Regions from separate parts of the Mus musculus genome. Here regions 1 and 3 are each linked to region 2. The links are chromatin loops, found by intact Hi-C in ENCODE. Cell type or tissue: heart. All regions are shown on one strand. Region 1 overlaps Antxr2 (anthrax toxin receptor 2). Region 2 holds the start of Cfap299 (cilia and flagella associated protein 299). Region 3 overlaps 4930467D21Rik (RIKEN cDNA 4930467D21 gene).

Region 1 (8,000 bases), 380 kb before region 2:
GGTAAAATCTTCCAAGATGAACTCTCAATTCTGAATATCTATGCTCCAAATACAAGGGTATCCACATTCATTAAAGAAACTATAGTAAAGCTCAAAGCACACATTTCACCTCACACAATAATAGTGGGAAACTTCAGCAACCCACTCTCATCAATGGACAGATCCTGGAAACAAAAACTAAACAGAGACACATTGAAACTAACAGAAGTTATAAAACAAATGGGTTTAACAGATATCTACAGAAAATTTTATCCTAAAACAAAAGTATATAATGTCTTCCCAGCACCTCATGGCACCTTCTCCAAAATTGACCATATAATCAGTCACAAAACAGGCCTCAACTGATACAAAAATGTTGAAATTGTCCCATGCATCCTATCAGACCACCATAGACTAAGGCTGATCTTCAATAACAACATAAATAATAGAAAGCCAACATTCATGTGGAAGCTGAACAACATTCTACTCAATGATAACTTGGTCAAAGAAGAAATAAAGAAAGAAATTAAAGACTTTTTAGAGTTTAATGAAAATGAAGCAACAACATACCCAAACTTATGGGACACAATGAAGGCAGTCCTAAGAGGAAAACTCACAGCTGAGTGCCTCCAAAAAGAAACTAGAGAGAGCACACACTAGCAGCTTGACAACATACCTAAAAGGTCTAGAAGAAAAGGAAGTAAATTCACCTAAGAGGAGTAGACTGCAGGAAATTATCAAACTTGGGGCTGAAATCAATCAAGTGGAAACAAAAAGAACTATTCAAATAATCAATCAAACCAGGAGCTGGTTCTTTGTGAAAATCAACAAGATAGATAAACCCTTAGTCAGACTAACTAGAGGGCACAGGGGCAGTATCCTAATTAACAAAATCAGAAATGAGAAGGGAGACATAACAACAGAATCTGAGGAAATCCAAAACATCATCAGATCCTACCACAAAAGGCTATACTCCACAAAACTGGAAAACCTGGATGAAAAGGATAACTTCCTAGACAGATAGGAGATACCAAAATTAAATCAGGATTAGATTAATGATCTAAACAGTCCCATTCCCTCTAAAGAAATAGAAGCAGTCATTAATCATCTCCCAACCACAAAAAGCCCAGGACCAGATGGGTTTAATGCAGAGTTCTATCAGACCTTCAAAGAAGACCTAATTCCAATAGTCCTCAAACTATTCCACAAAATAGAAACAGAAGGTACTCTACCCAATTCATTCTATGAAGCCACAATTACTCTGATACCTAAACCACATAAAGACCCAACAAAGGAAGAGAACTTCAGACCAATTTCCCTTATTAATATCAATGCAAAAATAATAAAATTCTCTCTAACGGAATCCAAGAATGCATCAAAACGATCATCCATCATGATCAAGTAGGCTTCATCCCAGGGATGCAGGGATGGTTTAATATACAGAAATCCATCAACATAATCCACTATATAAACAAACTCAAAGACAAAAACCACATGATCATCTCGTTAGATGCTGAGAAGGCATTTGACAAAATCCAACACTCATTCATGATAAAAGTCTTGGGAAGATCAGGAATTCAAGGCCCATACCTAAACATATTAAAAGCAGTATACAGCAAACCACTAGCCAACATCAAACTAAATGGAGAAAAACTCGAAGCAATCCCACTGAAATCAGGGACTAGACAAGGCTACCCACTTTCTCCCTACCTATTCCACATACTACTCAAATTCCTAGCCACAGCAATTAGACAACAAAAGGACAAAAGGGAATACAAATTGGAAAGGAAGAAGTCAAAATATCACTATTTGCAGATGATATGATAGTATATATAAGTGACCCTAGAAATACCACCAGAGAACTCCTAAACCTGATAAACAGCTTCAGTGAAGTAGCTGGATATAAAATTAACTCAAGCAAGTCAATGGCCTTTCTCTACACAAAAGGATAAACAGGCTGAGAAGGAAATTAGGAAAACAACACCCTTCACAATAGTCACAAATAATATAAAATACCTTGGCGTGACTCTAACTAAGGAAGTAAAAGATCTGTATGATAAGAACTTCAAGTCTCTGAAGAAAGAAATCAAAGAAGGTCCTTGGTCTTGTGAAGATTATATACCCCAGTACAGGGGAATGCCAGGGCCAGGAAGCAGGAGTGGGTGTGTTGGGGAGCAGGGTGGGGGAAGGGTATAGGGGGCTTTGGGGGTAGCATTTGAAATTTAAATGAAGAAAATATCTAATAGAAATGTAAATGAAAAAATCTAATAAAAAAAACAAAGGGAAAAAATCTTTTTTTTTTTTCAAATAAGTCCTTCCCTAGATAATCTAACACTGGGAATAAAATCTTTGGACATAACTAACTGAATTTAAAACTCTAAAATGCGTATGCATTTCATGCAGCTGTAACTTCACAACTTAATGTAGTAAAACAAGAGAAAACAGGAGACAAGATTGTTTAGTGAACACAACTCAGAGAAACAATCTAGAATGGAGCAGTAAGTAGATAAAATTTAGAGTCATTCAGAAAAATCGCTCCTAAGCCTAGCCTTCACAGATGAAACCATAGACCTTGTGATAATTAGAATCAAATATCACTGCAACCAAAAAAAAGAAAGAAAGAAAGAAAGAAAGAAAGAAAAGAAAAGAAAAGAAAAGAAAAGAAAAGAAAAGAAAAGAAAAGAAAAGAAAAGAAAAGAAAAGAAAAGAAAGAAAAGCTGGTTAAACTGGATTTCATCCAACATAGCATGCCCAGGCTCTGATGACTGCACACATGGCCCTCAGGAATGGAGGCCTAGAGAGATTTAAGAAGTTTGCTGTCTTTGCCTCATGAAGGAGCTTCTGAGTTATAATCAATCATCCCCAAACGCTTAATCTTAGGCTCTAAAAACCAGAAGGCTCCTCGTAGAAGTTTCTTCCAACTCCACAAAGGAATTAGTGCGTGTATGTGCGCACATGCACACACACGTATAAATCTTTAATATTTTGAGTTGAACACATTGAGGTGGCCTAAAAGTAAGGGAGAAAGAAGAACAAAAATCAGTTGCTAGAGAAGGTCTTGGCAGAGTGGGTATCTGTGGCCTCATTTATTACAGGGGAGATGTGTAACCACAAACTTCAGAGATGACTTCCTCCCCTCACACTTGGCTTCCGTCCTCAGCAGTGAGTTTCATAACTTCCAGAGTACACTTGCACCACTAAGAGTCTAGATAATTAAGGAGCAGGTTCATAATTTAAAAAAAAATAAAAAGTCAGTTTCAGGAGAAACTGGCAGAAACACCCATGTGAAGTTATTAGGAATTGTAGTAAGTGTGTCTGTTGTGCTAACAGATATCAAAAAGCTCAGCTCTGGCTTTCTGCAAACTCCAACCCCAGAAGGTTTAAATAAGCATTTGATTTAAAAGACTGGGGTCTGGAGAAGCAACAACAACAACAAGTATCAGATTTGACTGACTAGAACCTGAATGCTGAAGTTTTGTCCTGCAATTCAGACCATCTCAGACCTTCTATAATTAATTTACTTTCTCCAGCTTGAGCACTTGGCAGGTTTGACTGGGGGAGCTGATACAAGCAAGCATTACGGACTTGATTTTCCCACTCTGATTTTAAATTCACATTGGATAAATTTTAATAATACTTAATTCTCAATTCAGTTTATTTTGTGTATTTTTATATTGAATTTCATTGTAAATATTGGTGGGGTGGTTTTTGTTTTTTATCTTTTTAAAATCTGTTATCATCCACTTTATCATTGCATCAATAGAATAGTGCAGTGATGTGGCCAAACTGTACAAGATTCATGGACACAGACTCAATGAAAGTTGGCTCGTTCTTTTTCAAAAATTTTTCCGCAACTGAAAAGGGAGCCCAGGTGATGCAATTTCACACTCTGGAATTCAAGGACTCTTGAACTTTGGGTTACAGGGTTCTGGGAAGCATGCATGCTCTTTCTCGAGCATAAAGAAACTGCTGCAGTTTGGATATGGAAAGTCCCCTAAGGACACATGTATTAACGTCTTGGTCATCAGGAAGGCTCTTTCGGAAGGTGACAGCACCTGTAAGAAGTGTGCCCAGAAGGAGGTCTAAGACCTTTTTAGGTCTAAGGCCTTCATAGGTTGGGCCTGTAGGGGGTGATAGCAGGACATTTTTCCTCTTGCTTCTTACCTGCCCATGGTCAGCCTGGACACAGGGCCAGAACCAGGAAAGCTTATGTACCCTAGGTTAGAACTCCAAGCCAAAATAAAATTCCTTCTTTGTAAGTTGGTTTATCTAAAGTGTTTGTAACACAAACCTACTAATACAGAAACTCCCAATGGATCCTTCTGCTCAGGATCCATTCGCAGGCTCATGTTACTCTTTTCTTTAGAAAGAATCTCCATCTTTGAAATACTGGACTAACAAAAAAAAAAAATAGTTCAACATAATAAATACCTGAAGTATTAACTGGGATAGCTGGTAACTAGTAAGTAAGAGCTGTTAAATTTTTAAATGTGCCTCTTCTGTATTTGTGATAAAGTCATATTCATGGTGTTGACTATTGCAAAAGAGAATTCTCTCAAATAGTAACTAACTGTTAGTTCTTTTCAAAGAAGAGCATTGTTGCAACTGTAAATGACTGACATTTTTAAAGTTGATGTTCCAGGGTTTTTTTTCCAAAGCAGTGAGGAAACCCATAACTATTTTTATCCTTAGCATTCATAAATCTTATCAATGCAGTCCTTTGATTGATGGAGCCTGCTGTTCTTCACCAGCTCTGGACATGGTTAGGATGTTTCCCCGGAGAAGCAATGTGCACAGAGAGGACCCAGTGCTGACTAAAGAGGGATGCAATTATAAAAAGCATGGTGTCTGTGGCTGGAGAATCCTACAAATGTATACTTTAGATCAGTGATTTCTCTTCCTTTAAGAGACCAACCTCCATCCTTTTAATTCCTCCAACACCTCGACCTCCGTAGTAGGAAGCGTCCACAGTCGGCCACTTCTTGTTGGGCAAAGGATCCTCCTCCTCCTCCTATGGAGACACAGTTTTTAGAAGTGGATCTAATTAATTTATTAAAATATTGCTTAGTCAGAGGTGGGTCACAATGAGATGTTTTAAATTATTCAATTGTTATGGAAAAATGAAAAAAAATATACATGGGATATACAGTGTGTTTATAATTTCACACAACAATTCAAGTACTGTTCTACAAGGTATGGTTGATCTTCCCCTTCATCCGATTCTCTCAGCATCACCCAGTAACTAACAGACGTTGCCTTTTGAACTGAGCATTGTGTGTCTAAAGCAAGTATGCTCATCAATTCAAACTTGAAAGGATTATTCAACGTGGGGCCACATTTCAATTGCTTCATGTTTCAGTATATATGTAACTTTGAAGTATAAAATTTATAATGAAAAGACAAACATTAAAGAAGCCCTGAAAACACACAATACCAAAACATCCCTTCCTTTATGTTGCTAGTACGATGACAGCGAACAGAGTGATACAATAGCAATTATCACTCTGAAGAAAGCAATGACACCTTTCAACAGCCAGATTGGATATTTTAACAATTTTAGAGACGTGTCATCAGGACCATTAATACATGATTATAAAACCGTATTAAATCCTCATGTACTTTCGATCCTATAACCAGTCTGTCTATGTCTACCCATGAAGGGCCGATTCCTCTAGTACCTAGTATCTAGAAATCATAAGATAAAAAGTTGCAGTTGGTTTATCACAAATCAAAAAGTACATACTTGGCTGTCACAAAAATAGAATTGGTCTAATTTTGGAATGCTACTTATATATAAAAATAAAACAGCCCCTGTATCCCTTTACCAGGCATTCGCTTACCTCCATTGGTGCAGAAGGTGGTGGGGGAGGGTCCTTGATAACCTGTCACAAAATAGAACAAAATAAAATGTAAAAGGTTCCATTGCATAAGGAAAAGTAAGAGTGTACAAAATAATGGCTACTGTGGCAACTCCAGAGACGGGGTTAAGATTTACGACAAAATGTTAGTCAAATGAAGCTGACTTAAAGTTATGAAGTCTATAGCCCCTTTATTAAGAAGGGAGTATTTTTATCTTTACCAACCTGCACATCCAGAGGAAACACTATTGGCAGCATTTTACTCAGTAAGATCAAAGCCAACCCAAATTTCTTCCCAATGTTCCCTTCCAGTGTTCACTCTTTCCAAAAGCAGACTACAAACGGAGGAAGAATCAACAAACCCTTTCTTCTTTCTAGAACCTTCTCCAAAATCTTCCCAGGTTCAATAAATTCCTTGAAATATTTCTCTACCCTCTCTCTGCCATGAATTTCTGTCTTCTCAAAGAGGATTATAATTTTTATGATATTCACAGATACCTCTGTCTTCCTTCCCAAGATATATCAGAGTTCTTGATTTTATCTAGCTTTAGAAAAAAAAAAATCTCCTTGGACATGCCAATTCGAGTTTCATGTGAGCCTTGCCTTCCCTCTGTGTTCCCATGATTTATCAGGGTGAGATTGGTATAAAATATTCTTTTAAGGATTTAGGGCAGAAGACAAAGGGGAAAGTCAGAGGTAAAGGGGGGTGAATGGGGTGGAAAGATTAAAGAAAATGAGGAGGAAAAGGAAAGGAAGGAAGGGAAACAGGAATGAGGGAGGAAACAGAGAGAAGGAGGGAGGAACCACAGAAAGAGGAAAGATAAAGAAATAAGAAAAGATTTTTTTATTCTGTTCTCGCTGTCACAACTCAAAATCAAGGACTTAGAATTCCATGAACTTTAAAGATGTCAAACACATTTTTCAACTCATGCAAAGTACACACAAACCAAAACTTCAATATTCTAAAAATTCCCTACCTAGTAGTGGTTCCAATTATGTTTGGACAGCTGCAATAGAGAAATTCACTGCTTCATAAAACATCATTTAACTGGCAAGAAACTCATCATTTGAAAGTTTTTTCCCCACACAAAGCCAAAACTTCTCTTTCTAACAGTTTCCACACTTCAGCCCTGGTCTTGGAGTCTGGAAAATGTGTGCACACAGGCACATATACATGACACAACACACACACACACACACACACACACACACACACACACACACACACTTTTACTTCCTAATGGAAAGAAATGCTTGGTTTTAGAGGCTAGAATATTTACTGCATTTTTATTTGGGAGCTAAATACATAACTCATTTTTAATAAAATGGTTATGTGCTACCTGGGTTATTCTGTTCATTTTCTTTAGTATATATATTCATGAGTTGATATCATAACTACAGTTCCCTTAAGCTAAAATAACATTTTAAAATATGGCTGAATGGTTATATTCAATGGTGTTTTGGGCCAAAGTAGTTGGAGCCTCATGCTTCCTTGATTCTTCTCAGTGTTTTAATTGATGGGTTTCAAAAAAAGAACACACAAGATTGGTAGGGGGATCTGGTAAGAGAGAGAGAGAAGAAATTGGAGGGGAGGGATCAGAGGTGAGAGATTTCATCAAACATATCATAAGCATGTATGACTTTCTCAAAAAGTAAAAGGCCATAGCAGGAAAATATAATTACTAATAGCCTTGCTCTTGGTAGTCTATCATTACAATACATTTTCACCAATGGTTACGTGAAATTCTTGTGGTAAAAATTAAACAACTAGCACCCTTAGGTCCCTTTAGCAAGTCTTCATTCTAATCTGTGTTCTTCTAACAGGAGCTTATTCAATTATCCCCCCCGCCCCCAGTCAAAATGAATTCAAAGTTCCAATGCACATAGCTCAAATAAAGTATTGGAATTTATTGAAAGGCTTTGGAATTTGCATCTCTCTTGGTTTGTCACATGTTCTCTGGAGTTCTCTCACCAGAGAAAGATCAAAATATACCCTTCTCTCCCACTAACACCGAATATATCTGAGACCACTTTCGTTTCATAGTAAAGATTTGAAATATACTGTTATAGCATGTGCCTCTTGCAAGGGCAAATATAATTTAATATAAGTAGAACCTTTAGCTTGATCATACCATCCTGAAGATCACTGCCCAATCCCACCAC
Region 2 (8,000 bases):
TACTTAGAGCTCAAGAAACATTTGGCAGAGGTGGCAGGAAGATTCTAATAGCCAGAGCATCAGTAAATCTGCTGTGAGATTGTGTCTCCTAGAAATAACAGGGAAGCTTCGCCCAGAATACCTAAAAAATATGGCTGTCTAAACAAGCCATGAGAAAGGACAACACCAATAGACAATGCTAATGGAAGAGAGAAATATTATTAGACTCCATCCCAGGTCAAAGAACCACAGACAACCAGGGGATCTTATCACGTAGTACATTGGATTTTTTTTTTTATCAGCTGCTGATATTGGTCAATCTCAAACCTGGAAACAAATCCATCTTTTATTGTCTTCCTTCTGAACTCTATCGCACTGTCAGCTGTTGAAGAAGAATGGAAAGTTCATGAATTACGACATATGAACAACTATGTCTCTGTGACTGACATGCCGGGAAGTTCAACATGCTAAGTTACAAGACTGTGGAAACCCAGTGACCTCATCCCAAGAAATAGCTTAACCGCATTCATTGTCATCATTATTACAAAGCACACACACACACACACACACACACACACACACACACACACACACACACACACACACAAAGTTCTCCTTGGCTCATGATTAAGCAATAGCCCTCACCTGCAATCACAGACAGTTGGGTAACATCAGACACAAATTGCTTATCTTATTAGAGAGAGCATGTGTTTTTCTTTCCTACAATATGGTAATGTATTAAGTCCCTCCTAATGGGACCTCAAGTTCTTACTCAGAGTGTTTAGCATTTATTAACATAATTAGCACAGCACCCCTTTCCTATCATGTCCACGTACAAAAATTACAATCTCTACTTACTTTCCCAGCTAGCATAGGATATTACTAATTATTTGGGAAAAGAAAAAGATAGAGTGTAGTTTGAAATGACTTCATCCTGCTCTAGTGAGAATAGAAGAAAGCCCATTTGTTTCAAAGAAATGCTAGGGTTTGGTTTTCCCTATGCCCTTTTCTTTATAGTATGGCCTTCTTTACTCTGTAGCTAAGCTGAATAGGGCATGTATTTTCTTATTCTTCCATATGTCTCTTCTCTCTTACACCCTGCAGTTTGTTGTGAAATATATATTCCCCATCTTTTGGCAAAGAATAGAATTTCTGGGATCGGTGCTAAATTCCTGGATTCAATGTTTAAAAGTCCCAGACTTGAAGAAGGAATTTATGGTTTCCAAAATAAAGTATTTCTTCGTCATAACAAAGGCCTCACCATAGAAAAGAGACTTGCTTAATCTTACATATTTCATGGTTGCCATTCCTTCTTGGCATTTTTCAGGCTCAGGTCTAAAGTGTTTCTGAACCCAAAGTGAAAATCTAGAAGACTTGTGTTGTTGGGCTTACTGTAATTTTAACCTTTCTGTGTAGAATGGTCTAAATTTATAAATTTCTTTCACTATTAACAAAGACACTGCTCTGTTAAAAGTGTTTGGGCAGCATTAGAGTCCTTGATTGGAAATACCTTTAAGTTGTTTAAATTTCTATGCTTTCAAGATCATTTCACCAAAGAGCTTCTGACCGTGCGGTTTCTGTCTGCGTGGTCAGTTTAATGAAGCATCCCTAAAAAACGTACAACTGCAATGGATCATGCTAGAACAATGAAGGTAGAAATCGTCCTTGATATCAGAGTGCCACAGGGTCAGGAATTCCAACATTCCTTAGCTGTTTTATGATTTCAAGAGGACGATAAAACCTTGGTGTGGGAGGATGGCAGAAACAGCGGTAACACATGTAAGCACAGCCCAGCACCCCCTAGACGAGCAGCGTGCAGTAGTGTGAGTTCCATTCTGAAGCCATGGCCACCACAGCTTCTCCTGTTTGGGTCCACGGCTGGTCTCGTTTGAAATCTCTTTTACTACACCTTTCAACTTCAGTCAGCTTCCTCCTTCCAATCCTCTTTCCTGTGCCCCTCCCTACTGTCCACCTCTCCCTCCATCCCACACAGAACTTGCGTTTCTTGCCTCCACAGTTTGGAAGATGCGCCTACTGTTTCTAGGCTTTGTATCAATCCGTGTTCCTTACCACACGTTTATTTTTCTTTCTAATAAACAAACTTCTGTATTTGGTTTTACACAGCTCTTTATAACCTATCTTTACATCCACATGCCCCTGTGAGAGAAAAGGACTATTGTTATTTTTTGGGTTTGCTTTTTTGCACCCGACACTTTGGCCAAGTCATTTAAACTCATCCTGTCTCCATATGGAGGATAACACCAATGCTGGTTTTCTAGTGAGTTTGTTGTTGTGATTAAACGAAATAATGGAGATTGTATGGTACTTAGAACAGGGCTGGTATGTGGTAAATTCAAATCAATCACCACACGGAAGCAAGTTTCATATCCTGTGGACCCCAGCGGCAGAAACTTTTTTTTTTTTTTTTAAGCTTTCTGTTGTGTTCAACACACCCAGAATAATGCCTCTGGGACAGAGAGGGGGTGGGTGGTAAGAGAGCACATGGCTGAAAGGTCAGGGTTCTGTAGGACTGAGAAGCTGATATGAGAGGAGCTAGGAGGAGCCTGAATGTCAGCTTGGACTTGAAACCAGGTACATGAGATGCCTAGAGGCCAGCTTGCCCTTCAGAATGCTAAAAGACACAAAAGGCACTTGTCCTCAAGTTTCTTTTGGACCAGACAGTACAGAGACCTCTCCTCTCTACTTGTGATAATGTTTTAGGCCACATGAAATTTTTTCCCCTCTATGCTTGGAGTTTAGTTTCTATAGCTTTCTAGATAATTATACAATATAAATTGTTGGTAGCCTGTTTTTAAAATAAAGCTATAACTTATTGTGCAACTTGGGGTCTTAAATAGACCTGGCTTTACTTTGCCCCCCTCCCCCCCAAAAAATGGAAAAGATTCATTGCAGAATCTGATTTGATTTCTACAAATGCTGAGATGATTGTAAAGTCCCTTGGCATAACAGCAAGCATCTGTGCTTCTGGTGTGGAAACAGTTGTACAAGTCTGCTCTAATGAGAAATGTTTCAGATTCAATTTTATACTATAGTATTTTAAAGAAATGAGTAAATAGAAACACAAGTCAATATCAGCTTCTCAATGGGATATATCATTCCATGATTAGGATCCCTCCCCCCCAACCCAATTTTTTAAAGGACGTTCAAGGAGGCAAGATTTTTCAAGTAATTTTCAACTTATTGAAATTTAAATAACAAAAAGTAAAGGAACTGAAAGGCAGAAGGCAGGAGCAAAGGAGATCACTAAGGCTGCTTCGTTTGGGAAGTTTATACATTGTTCCTGGCACACAAGTAACCAACCATAACTTGCCTTTAAGTTGTAATTTATACAACTGATCACGTGCTATTTTGAAGCACCCAGCAAGACTATTTCCCCTAGATTTCCGGGATACTCTTCTGTCGAGGTTCTTACTGCAAACACTGAGCAGGCACCTTCGGACTTTGCTAAGGCTTTTACACCAAAAAAGTTGGGTTTGCCCTGCAGGGCTGACCGCTCCCAGGGGTTAGAAGCCGCCCAGGGATCCGGCTGGGGCAGGGCCAGCGCAGCGCCCTCTGCCCCGCCCCCGCAACCGGCGCGCGTCCGGCCCGCCCACACCGGTTACTAGGGACGCGTCGGTGTAGCCGCGATGGATCAGGACGAGGGGCTGACGGCCGTGGACAACATTGTCACACAGTTCAACACCTATGAAGACTTCCTGGACTCTCAGATCACTACGGTCGACCTGTACTACCTGGAGGTAAGCGCGGGTCCGTCTTGCTGGCCGCGGCGGGGCTTGGTCGCCCCCTGGCGGTGACGGCGCTCACCGCAGGCCTCTGGCTTCGAGAGACTTCTCTGCAGGCTGCAGGAGTCCCCAGCCCTCCAAACGCTGGTGCGCTGCACAGAGGCCGACTTGGTCGCTGTAAAGTAGTAACAAGGCATAAAACCAGGAGGACGCGTTGCTGTGTGCACCTGAGGGCAGGGCAGCGGGAGGTCCCGGATGCTCGAGAAGACTTAGTTGGAGGGATCTTCAAGCTCCGAGCTCCTAACTCCCAACTGCAAGTCTCACAGCCTGGGCTCAGGTTTTCAAAGGAGTCCATCTCCATATTAAGGACAAACAGAGCAAGCACCATTGGGGGCGGGGGGGGGGGGGGAGAATCAACCCTACAGAACTCTGGGAAGGACTTGAATTTGGCCAACTCCCCTCATTTCTCCTGTGCACAAGGCAGTTTATCATATAGACACCCCTCCTTTTTAAATAGGTGCCACTGTATGAAAATAATCTTAAATGAAGAAAATTTGTCCCTTTTGAAATTATCTGTTAAAATAGTTACAAAACATGATTTTTAACAGCAACAGCAGCGATATCACCAAACAACCAAGCTTTTACGTTTATTAGATGGGTAACTTAAAGTTCCATTTGTGTGTACGCACACATGCATAAAAAGTCAGTGGGCAACTTGGAATCGGTTCTGAACTTGTATTCTGTGGTGTCCAGGGAATGAACTCAAGTTTGGCAGCAAGCACCTTTTCCTTAAGCCGTCTCTCCTGCTTTTAGCCAATATTTTAAACCCACAGAAGTTGCTTTAAATCCTTGCATCTGAAATGAAGCCACTGAATTGATAATTACAATAGATGTTGCAAGAAGCTTATGTAGAAAGAAGGGGAGGTAGGAAGAGAAAGGGTGAGTCCATCTTAATTATCTGACCGGCCAGAGGATGAGGAGCGCGGTTGGCACTTGGTTGGTAGACCGGAAGTAGTGATGCGGAAGTAGTGATGCGGAAGTAGTGATGCGGAAGTAGTGATGCTCCGGAGGTTGAGGAGCGTGGTTGGCGGGACGGAAGTAGTGCGTCTCCATCCTCTGTTTCCCGTGTTCACTAAATAACGACAGAACACTAAAACAACTGCATTGCCACGGCAGCGAGTAACATTAGCTTTGCTGAACTAATTAACAACTTTTATTCTATAAGTTAGCATCATCTAATAAAACCAACCAGTTCAGTGAGTGGAGAAATGATTGACAAGCTTCAGCAAAATTGCTAAGCTATGGGTTTTAGATCCTTTTCCAGTCATCTGCCCCTCTGACTAAACACAGTCCTTCTCTTTAGTGGCTGCCTGCGGACTACCGGAAAAATAAAAATTCCAGTTGAATTTCTTTTCTCAGGTAAGGGGTGAAAGAAATATTAAAATGATTTAAAGATTTCCCTAGATAATGGATTCCAGTCATGGATAAATTAATTACAGATATAAACGACATGAAGTTTTACTCAAAATATTTTTTTTTCCAATACTGAGAACATTTTGGGCTAAGGATATAGCTCGGTAGTAGAGTGCTTGCTGGTTTGCTTGAGGCCCTAGGTTTAATCCCCAGTACACACACACACACACACACACACACACACACACACACACACACACGCAACGACACGCCAGCTAATTTTGATATGCTTTGACTAGCTCAATGGTTTGGCACTTCTAAAAGTCACCATGGCTAGTATACATTCCCCTCCCGTATTCTTGAATTAATATTTGCTAAATCCATATTTCATCTCTTCGACCACAAACCCAATCAGGAAATGGTACCTCGGGCCTTTAGGGCCCTAGGCCTTTAGGTCTGTTCTCCTTGTTCCCCCATCTCGGATTCCTTCCTCTTCCTCCTCTCTCCCTCTGCCCCTTGCCTGCACAATCTAAAAGTCCTTCCCTGACTTTCTGCCCAGCTGTAAGGCAATTCTGTTTGTTTGTTTGTTTTGGTTTGTTTTTTTTGAGACAGGGTTTCTCTGTATAGCTTTGGCTGTCCTGGAACTCACTTTGTAGACCAGGCTGGCCTTGAACTCAGAAATACGCCTGCCTCTGCCTCCCTAGTGCTGGGATTAAAGGTGTGCACCACCACGCCCCGGCTTGTAAGGCAATTCTTGGTTACCAAAGGAAGCTAGCTGGGGGCGGGGACCCTCAGGTCTGGAAGTGCGACTTTGGGAGCTGAATTAAGACAAAGCCTTAGAACCAATTCCCAACATTTTTTCAGGTGCTTCTCTGCCATTCGGTATTCCTCAGGTGAGAATTCTTTGTTCAGCTCTGAGCCCCATTTTTTAATGGGGTTATTTGATTTTCTGGAGTCCACCTTTTTGAGTTCTTTATATATATTGGATATTAGTCCCCTATCTGATTTAGGATAGGTAAAGATCCTTTCCCAATCTGTTGGTGGTCTTTTCGTCTTATTGACAGTGTCTTTTGCCTTGCAGAAGCTTTGCAACTTTATGAGGTCCCATTTATCGATTCACCATCTTACAGCACAAGCCATTGCTGTTCTATTCAGGAATTTTTCCCCTGTACCCATATCTTTGAGGCTTTTCCCTACTTTCTCCTCTATAAGTTTCATTCAGTGTCTCTGGTTTTATGTGGAGTTCCTTAATCCACTTAGATTTGATGTTCAACATCCTTAATCATCAGGGAAATGCAAATCAAAACAACCCTGAGATTCCACCTCACACCAGTCAGAATGGCTAAGATCAAAAATTCAGGTGACAGCAGATGATGGCGAGGATGTGGAGAAAGAGGAACACTCTTCAATTGTTGGTGGGATTGCAAGCTTGTACAACCACTCTGGAAATCAGTCTGGCAGTTCCTCAGAAAATTGGACATAGTACTACGGGAGTATCCCACAATACCTCTTCTGGGCATATATCCAGAAGATGTTCCAACCGGTAAGAAGGACACATGCTCCACTATGTTCATAGCAGCCTTATTTATAATAGCCAGAAGCTGGAAAGAACCCAGATGCCCCTCAACAGAGGAATGGATACAGAAAATGTGGTACATTTACACAATGGAGTACTACTCAGCTATTAAAAAGAATGAATTTATGAAATTCCTAGCCAAATGGATGGACCTGGAGGGCATCATCCTGAGTGAGGTAACCCAATCACAAAGGAACTCACACAATACGTACTCACTGATAAGTGGATATTAGCCCAGAAACTTGGGATACCCAAGATATAATATGCAATTTGCTAAACGCATGAAACTCAAGAAGAAGGAAGACCAAAGTGTGGACACTTTGCCCCTTCTTAGAATTGGGAACAAAACACCCATGGAAGGAGTTACAGAGACAAAGTTTGGAGCTGTGACGAAAGGATGGACCATCTAGAGACTGCCATATCCCGAGATCCATCCCATGATCAGCTTCCAAACGCTGACACCATTGCACACACTAGCAAGATTTTGCTGAAAGGACCCTGATATAGCTGTCTCTTGTGAGATTATGCCGGGGCCTAGCAAACACAGAAGTGGATGCTCACAGTCAGCTATTGGATGGATCACAGGGCCCCCTATGGAGGAGCTAGAGGAAGAACCCAAGGAGCTGAAGGGATCTGCAATCCTATAGTTGGGACAACATTATGAACTAACCAGTACCCCGGAGCTCTTGACTCTAGCTGCATATGTATCAAAAGATGGCCTAGTAGGCCATCACTGGAAAGAGAGGCCCATTGGATTTGCAAACTTTATATGCCCCAGTACAGGGGAACACCAGGGCCAAGAAGTGGGAGTGGGGGTGTAGGGGAGTAGGGAGGAGGGTATGGGGGACTTTTGGAATAGCATTGGAAATGTAAATGAGGAAAATACCTAATTAAAAAAATATATAAAAAAGAACCAATTCCCAAGATGTTAAAACACACCAGTCCATTTCTTCTTTCTTGGAAAATCCCCTTCTCGCCACTCCCAGTCCCTTACAGGGGCAACCTAACCTCTGTGATTATTTAGACTGAAACAAACATATGTAAAGATTAAAAGCCAATATCTACTATAAAAGAAAAATGCATTACACATATATGTATGTGTATGTGTGTATATATATATATATATATATATATATATATATATATATATATATGAGTTTAGATTACACACTTAGATTGATTGTTTTTAGCTCCACTCAGTTCATCTGAAAACTCATAATTTCTCTTTTCTTAATAGCTGAATCATAATTACTACATTGTGTAAATGTGCCACAAATGAGCATCTAGGC
Region 3 (8,000 bases), 740 kb before region 2:
GATGCTACCAATGATGTTGAGGATAAGCCAGCAAAGAGTAAAAGCTGCCTTCTTCCATGTCCTTTTTGGTAGGCTACTATTAAAAGATGCAGCCCAGATTTAGGGTGAGTTTCCCACCTCAAAAGATCTAATCAAGAAAATCCTTTGAAGTCATACCATACTTCTTAGATTTTAGTTAATTCCACATGTAGTCAAGTTGACAACCAAGATTAACCATTAAACTTGCCTATATTTGTTTTTGGCAAATGCATTGCTATGTGGCTCCTTTTTTGTTCTGTAACTATAAGAACTCATGTGATCTTTTCTAGGATGGGAAGTGTCATCTAGGGCACTCTGACATTGTTCCTGGGCCACAGTCACTCATATTTGGCTCAAAACAAACTATTTCTTGAATTCTTTGGATCAAGAACTATTTTCATAACATCAATTAGACACAAGAGATAATAAATGGATTTCCAAATAATGAACCTCATGGCAATGCCATAGTCACAGTTGTGAATATGGATGTAGCTCTTATAGTCACGTGAGCAAACGAACATGAGTTTCATTAAAAAGAGCATTGACCTGGTGATTTAGCTTTAGGAAAATTCAATATTACGTGGTAGCCAGGAGCAGAAGAGTAGTAGAAAGGTATATAGTACATGAAATTCAAGGAGAGAAATCAAACATGCTCTGGGATCCAAGTGAGTGAGTCCTTTATAAAGGAGGGGAAATCACCTGCAAGGAACGTACAGGGAGCCGGAGTAAGATGAGAAGAACAAATAAGAAACTTAACTTGTGCTGATAAAGGTATGAAGGTTGTCCAGACCATTTTTATTAGACTTATGGAAACAAAAGGCTGGCCTTAATGACTTCTAGACTGGGAAAACAGGAGACAAAATAGTGCCAGTAATCCAGTAATGCAGGCAGCGTTTTGTTGTTGTTGTTGTTGTTGTTTTAAGAGAGAGATAATCAGAGAAAGGGAATTGAAGAGTGGTATATGCATATGATTAAATTTCTTTATTTCCTTCCTTCTTTCTTTCAAATAGATCCTCCTTCTGTTGTGCAGACTGGCCAAGGACTCACACTATCCTGGTCTTAGCCTCATAAGTGATTAAGGTGTGTGCCACCTGTTCAGCTCTGTCTCTTGTTTGAAGGGAGTTATTATAGCATGTTTGTGGGATAATATGGGAACTTAGTAAAAAGGAAAATTAAGGATACTTACTCTAGTGGTATCTGTTAATAGACAAGTTCTTCCTAAAGAAAGTTGTGTCTTTCAGGATCCAACGAGGTACAGTACAATTAATTAGCTAGACTCAAAAATTTTAGGGGGAGATATTACATTGGGACTTCCACTACTTAGGTTTCAATGATCTAGGATTTAGACCCTGAAATGAGACTGGGGTGAGCAGAGGAACTATCAGGAGCTTAAAGCAATGGAAACAACTGCAAGGAGTCATTACCATATTTAGCTGTTGAGATGCAAGATTGAGTAGTTTAATTAAGATTGGGTTTCTGCCAAGTGGGCACAATGAAGGCAGTCGGCAAGGTAGTTAAATGGTAACTGTATACAAGGGGGTGATTGTCATGATGATCCATAAATAACAACTAATTAAGGAGAGAAGTGAATAACCAAAGGGGATGAGTGCACGCACACACACACACACACACACACACACACACACACACACACACAGAGAGAGAGAGAGAGAGAGAGAGAGAGAGAGAGAGAGAGAGAGAGAGAAAGAGAACTAACTAGCCTTGGATCCTAGGGAGAAAATGAAGGTGTGCTTGGGCTTGAGTTCAAGGGTGGTACTCAGAGCTGGCATGAGGCAGAACACTAGGGAATTTTTCTTGGAATTGAGAGGGTAGGAGGCATGCCATAGTATGCATGGCCAAGGTAGGAAAAGGAGTTGTGGCAGAGAAACAGAGAGATGCGGGAGCTGATTGATACCCGTGTTCCCTCACATCCTTATTCACAAGTCATCTTTTCAGTGAATCTTTCTCTGACCACTGTTCTTATATTTCAAACTTCTATCTCTCCCCCCCAACATACCCAAAACCTTCATGGTGCATATTGACATTCATGGGATAGATTTATTCTTTTCTTATTCATAACACCTATTATCTAAAATAGTATGCTTTAGTTCTGTGTACTAATTTCCCTTATAGTTAAATACAGTCACTTCAAAGACAGAAATACTACTGGTTTTGCTTTGATCTGATAGCATCTGCTGTTTGATGCAACGTAGGTATTGGGCTGTGATAATACAATTTTATTAAAATGTCCCTTACCTTCTAAGAGACTGGAACTTTTGCCATACCTCACAGCCAAGGTAATAGCATTCCTTGGGGCCTCTTTTAGACTTAGTCTGTAGCCTCAGCTTTTTCTTTAAACTACCTTTGTTATCATGTAATGATGACTATACTCTTAAATTCTGTAATCTTCCATGCCTCTGAACGAGAGAGCAATTCATCTGTGTGTGTGTGTGTGTGATGGCAATAATTTGCTAAAAACAGCAAACAGGCCTTTATACAATAAATATGTCATGAATATTGGAAATATTGCTTGATAAATGGCATATTTGCAGTATTGAATGCTTTAGAATAAGTTGTAGTCAGATGGAATAAATAACTTAATCCTTTGTAGAACTCTACCAAAAACTTGTGAAAGTGTCCCTCATTCTTTTCTCAGCTCATGCATTCTATATTTTCAGTAAATACAGGGCAAAGCCCTTTGCTAGGGACAGATTTACAATATAGACATAGGCATTAGGGACAGATCAGCTACACACAGCAGACAGACTATGGACAAGCCAGCTCTCACAAACAACAGGTGTATGGAAGACCCACAGAGAGAAATGAAGGCTTTACCCTGGTGATTTCTCTTGGTCAAATTAATCCAAGAAGTGCAGAATTTTCTTTCCTGTGACACCAGTTGCATTTTGATATCTTTGAGTTTATCTTTGATGAATCTAACTGACACATTAGACATTGTTTTGTTACTGAATCTAAGAATGGATTGTTGGAAGTATCTTTATTTCTTCAAACCTAACCAAGAATCTTTCATCTGAAATATAAAAATTGAGTAGTGAACCCATGGACCAAAATCTTGTCAAAATGAGAGACAACAGGCCAAGGTTTTACAAATGCAGCAGGAGGATTACCAGAAAGGTGGTCTGAATGCATGAGCCTTGAAGCCAAAGGTTTTTATGAGGTTGGGCAGAGTAATCTGAGGCTGGCTATCAGAGGCAAAGAGCAGGGATGTACTGTGTGGTGGTGGTGGTAAGGAGACCTGGGAGACAGGGCTGTGGTGAAAGGGTTTCTAGAGACAGCTGTGGGTCAGCTAGATTTGGAGAGCAAAAGATACAGGTAGATACATAGAGAGGGAATATTCTGTAAGTCAGAGCCTTGCCTGAGAAGAGACCAACCAGAAACTCTTGATTTCAATTTATCTGCAGGAACTGCCAAGATCTTCCAGCCATGGTCCTCTCCTAACACCCCTTGGCTTCCACTGATTATTGATCAAGCCCAGTCTATACTCAGACATTTGTCAGTGCCACACAGGTGCTCCTCTCCACTCCATTTTAAGTGCATGATCCTCCAATTGCCACTCATTGAGGAGTTCCTAGCTCTAAGATTTTCATCTAACAAGGATGGACAATCTACTGCTTTATAAACTCCATGTCTTTTCTTATTCTTCCCATATCTATGCTCTTCTTTAACAAGTATGCATTGAGAAGATATTGCAATAACTCCCTTCATTGTGGCTACAGTGTACAAATATCCGCAAGGACTCCTTCTTTACCATTCTAGTTCAGTGCTCATATCTCTACAACACAGGTATGGTCTCAATAAGTGACCACATGGTGTCCTCCTACACCACCCAACTTGGCACTCCTAATTCCCCTATATGTTTGTAGTTTGCATAGCTTTGAAAATCATCTAATACATGAAAAAACTTATTTATTTAATACATTTCTTACTTTATGGACTCTCCATGTCTCATGCAGACGACAATCTCTATGAATAAGAAGGTCTTCTCTGTTTGCAACCTCAGTTTTTGAAGCAACACCTGGCCTTTTCTCATAGGTGAACACTGCATGTGAGGTTGGGTGCCAAGAATATTGAGTAATACCATATGAAGGAGTTTTTTAGACATGACCAGGATGGGAAAGATGTGTCAAGATGTGGGGCTGCTGATCTAAATGGATGAGATGAAGCTGTAAGTGATAGCTAAGCATAGCTTAAGAGCAAGGAGGGACAAGAGAACTTATCTGAGAACTATGGGAATGTGGGAAGAGGGTCTTAACATGTCAGGAATGATGCAAAGGTGTCAGTATTGTTCTCAAGTCCATGCATATGTTCAGGATGTAGAAGATTATCTCACTGTCTGATTTTACTTCATTAAGTATATGAAACCTTTTTAAGTATTTTACTGTCAGGACTAGGATCACTTATAATCCTATCCATTGGCCAGGAAATCTGGCGGACTCTTTGAACTTCTCTGAATTTGTGATTCAGTCAAATGAAGTATTTCATGTTTATTGATATATTTAGTAAATAATACAAAATAAGCATGGATTTTTACCAAGCTTTTAGAATGGAAATTATTTGGTAGAAAAAAAGAATGACATGTAGGAGGTCTATTGTTATTTTAAAACTTTTCACTTTGTTTTTCTTTAGGGATTTCTCCATCTTTCAAAATATGGTCTCTACACTGGTGCCAGGACTAGAATGTGCAATTAGAAGCACAGGAAGATGAAGTTTGGTGAACCTCTTACTTAAAAGATATCTCATCTCCCCTTTCCACACAACTGAAGCAACCTAATCCACTTCATTCATTTTACATTTAGAATTACATTTTAGAATTGCACATTTTCTTGGGTCAACACGTGTCAAGGATTTAGCCCTATGGGCCCTGAAATAGACACTATCTTTTTCATCCCTTTGATTTACTCATGGCATGCTTAGACATTTATTACAGCATCTCATTAAGTAGTGAATGAGACTCATGTGTGCAGAACAGATCTAAAATTGTTTCTGAGATGTAGATTTTTTCGAAAAGTCCCAACATTTCTTCCACACAAAGATAGATGTCATACCTATGTATCAATTAGAGCTTTAATGGAGTAAGATTATCTGTTCTATGGTAATAAAGTTTTCTTTCTTCTGAGCAGCCACTTGCAAAGTTGTGCAAGATTCCATGCTTTAAATGGCAAACAGTACTGCTCATCTCACAGAATTCAAGTCGATCCAGATGTGGATTTGATTAATAGAAGCTTACTAACTGTGGCTAATTACTGATAATGATAGCATCACGAGGCAACCTCCTCATCAATGTCACCTTGGTCTCTTCTGATTGCTAGGATAGGAAGAAACTCTACCTGCCGCTCTTCCCCAGTCAAAATGAAAACAGGGTTGGATTTAAACCTTGGTTTGAATGGTAGTGAGGTAGTGAACACAGGTGCAATAACAAGTAGCCATCCAGAAAATGAAAGCTGCTTTTTAGAGCCATGTGGGTACTACAGACCTGTGGACACTGGTTTTACAGTAAGGACAGATTAGCTAATATCCAAATTCTCAGAGCAGTGTTTAGTGATCTTTTGGTAGTTTTCCCTTGACACTTAGAGCTCCATTCTAATTGTTTCTGTTTCCTAAAAGCAGGGGAACAGAGTTTATGTGTCGAGAATAAAAGTGAAAATAAACGTCTTTTCCTGTTAGAATAATTTTTTTATAGTGGTAAAACCCTTAGCATTTCTGCCTCTTGCATCTTTGCTTAGCATGCCCAGAGTGTTTATTGTTACCATTCCCTAAACAGTACTGCATTTACATTTTGTTGTACATGTTATATGCAACATGCAGACAAACTAAAGTGTATAGTAGGATTGTGTACATTATAAATGAGTACTGTGCCAATTGATGTGTAAGGGATGAGCACTGTCAGATTTGGGTATCTGTGGGGGTCTTTGAAACAGTCCCTTGTGGATTCCTATGGAGGCTGTGCATGATTACAGCATTTTTCTCTTTCAAGCCTAATTGCCAGCAACTAGATTTTCAGTGTTCTCCCAAATATTTGGGGGCTCTTGAGAATTCCCAGACAGCTCATTCTCCTATTGTGTTTTCTTGTTCTATTTCTATGTTGCCTGACTGCTGCCTATGATCAGCCAGTATTCTCAGACTTCTGCTGCATGCCACAGCAAGGCTTCACTAATAACTATTGCTGAATTCCCAATGTGATATTAGGGAGAAGTCAGGCCAGGCTCATTTGCTATTTTTTTTTTCTGAAACATGGTGCATGCAAGTTTAACTCACATCACAAAAGAGACTAGGCTAAAATATTCAAGAGGATCAAAATTTAGGGCTGTGAAATACAACAGAAAAAACTTGATCATCTATTTAAAATGGTCACAATTAAAACAATTTTACTTATTTGTGAATTTCTTTTTTGTGCAGGGGATTGATCTGAGAGGCCTTCTACATGCTAGCGAAACTGGCATCCATATCTCAGATGTTTTCCAGTAGGCAATACACACATATTAGCGAAATCTGGCATCCATAGTTCTCAGATGTTTTCTAGTAGGCAATACACACATATAGGTATTGATGAGCCTTGAAGAATAGTCACTAGAGTCCAGTAATACACTTTAAAAGTTGGAGACTAGCTAAGCATCGAGAGTAACACATCACCAACTCATTCCTGATCGCCTTTGTCTCATTCTTTCCTACAATGTGAATTTCTCGTAGTTCTACCTAAGATTCACTCCTAGACCACATAGTACTCAGCATGAACACATAATACTTTATGGAGATATAGTTTTAAAAGAAAAATCCATTTAAAATCATTTATCCCTCTTTATAGTTCCATATTGATTCTGTAGACATATTCTGTTTACCCCAATAGTTTTTAAAAATAAATTTTTGTATTGCTTACGGATAATTAAACAATAGGATATTTCATGAAAATATTCAGGAGATTTGTTTCTTTCAAAACAATAACACCAACAAAAACCTATGTATGAAGCAACATCAAAGTCATATTTCTGCCTTGCCCTAACCTACTGAAGAAGAGTAGAAGTCACCCCTTCAACACAGCATTGAATTATGTCAGTCCACATTGGGTCTCCTTCACTTATTTGTCTCATCAGCCTTGACACTGCTCCAAAATTCAAACACACTTAATTTTTGTGGAGAGAAGAACAAGATGTGGTTCCAAGAATTGAGAGGGGGAAGTTGACAGAGGCTCCCACCCCTACCAAGAAGCTCTCTGTACATGACACCCACTTGCAATGGAAAAGTTGGTTCTTTCCCCTGGAGTCTCACTGTGTATATTAACTGCACTCAGGTAGTGTAGAGCCTGCCTTGCCCAGCAGTAGACGTTTTGTCTTATATTGCTTGGACATTATTTTTTGGTCTTAATGGTCTTTTGCTTATATATTATGTTTTCCAATTTTGTGTTTTTGTGGATTTCTTGTGTGTGTATGTTTCTTGTTTTTGTTTTGATTTGATTGCATGTCTGTTTTAGTTTTTAAAGAAAGAGAGAAAAAAAAAGGTTATGGAGTTACAGATGTGGAGAGGACCTGGGAAGAGTTGGGGAGAAGAAAAATAGGAGCATAATATAGAGCAAGAAAAGAATTTAAAAAAAAAAAGAGCTATGTATTTCTAAATGTAGGATGGCATGCTGCACTTATTTCAAAGATTTAGTTATGGTACAGGTCTTTTGCAAATACTATGGGAAAATACTTCACTAAAATGCATAACTAACAATTTATGTTCAATTTATCTTTTCAGAAGTGTGGTTTATTTTAAATTATGCCTCATCCTTTGTCTTTGAAGATGCTAAATATTTCTTATTTAAAATGTAATATTTGCTAAACCAGCAAATATAAAGTTTTAATCTAGTGTTAAATAACAAGGAAATACAATAAAAGAACAAATTTGCAATCACTTAAATTCAGACTTGCATGTGCCATATCATAAATTTATTATTTTATACATATAGTATAAGTTATATTATTTTA

What was found. Peaks named below come from ENCODE experiments on the same cell type or tissue, not always from the same donor. Only the 100,000 strongest peaks of a DNase experiment are listed, where the experiment ranks them.
Region 1: a loop joins it to region 2, with 4 times the contacts of the local background. A loop is called at or near these places in 2 of 42 quality-filtered maps.
Region 3: a loop joins it to region 2, with 3 times the contacts of the local background. A loop is called at or near these places in 2 of 42 quality-filtered maps.

Annotation. Positions count from the first base shown.
Region 1 is chr5:97,943,351-97,951,350 of GRCm38, forward strand. It overlaps Antxr2 (anthrax toxin receptor 2), which reads right to left. Exons shown (of 17, transcript NM_133738.2): 13 at 5,820-5,861; 14 at 4,895-4,990. Among named protein-coding and RNA genes, the nearest start is that of Gm34226, 69 kb to the right of the region's middle. In heart, a CTCF peak has its summit at 4,108 (motif pointing right); no DNase peak of the experiment used is centred here.
Region 2 is chr5:98,325,728-98,333,727 of GRCm38, forward strand. Cfap299 (cilia and flagella associated protein 299) reads left to right here and starts at 3,577. Exons shown (of 6, transcript NM_001024614.1): 1 at 3,577-3,737. The coding sequence starts at 3,627. In heart, a CTCF peak has its summit at 3,787 (motif pointing left); a DNase peak (open chromatin) is centred at 3,714; H3K4me3 peaks cover 820 bases; H3K27ac peaks cover 447 bases; H3K27me3 peaks cover 681 bases.
Region 3 is chr5:97,581,188-97,589,187 of GRCm38, forward strand. 4930467D21Rik (RIKEN cDNA 4930467D21 gene) reads left to right here. Exons shown (of 8, transcript NR_045981.1): 7 at 1,029-1,098; 8 at 4,666-6,939. Among named protein-coding and RNA genes, the nearest start is that of Gm34029, 51 kb to the right of the region's middle. In heart, a CTCF peak has its summit at 3,857; no DNase peak of the experiment used is centred here.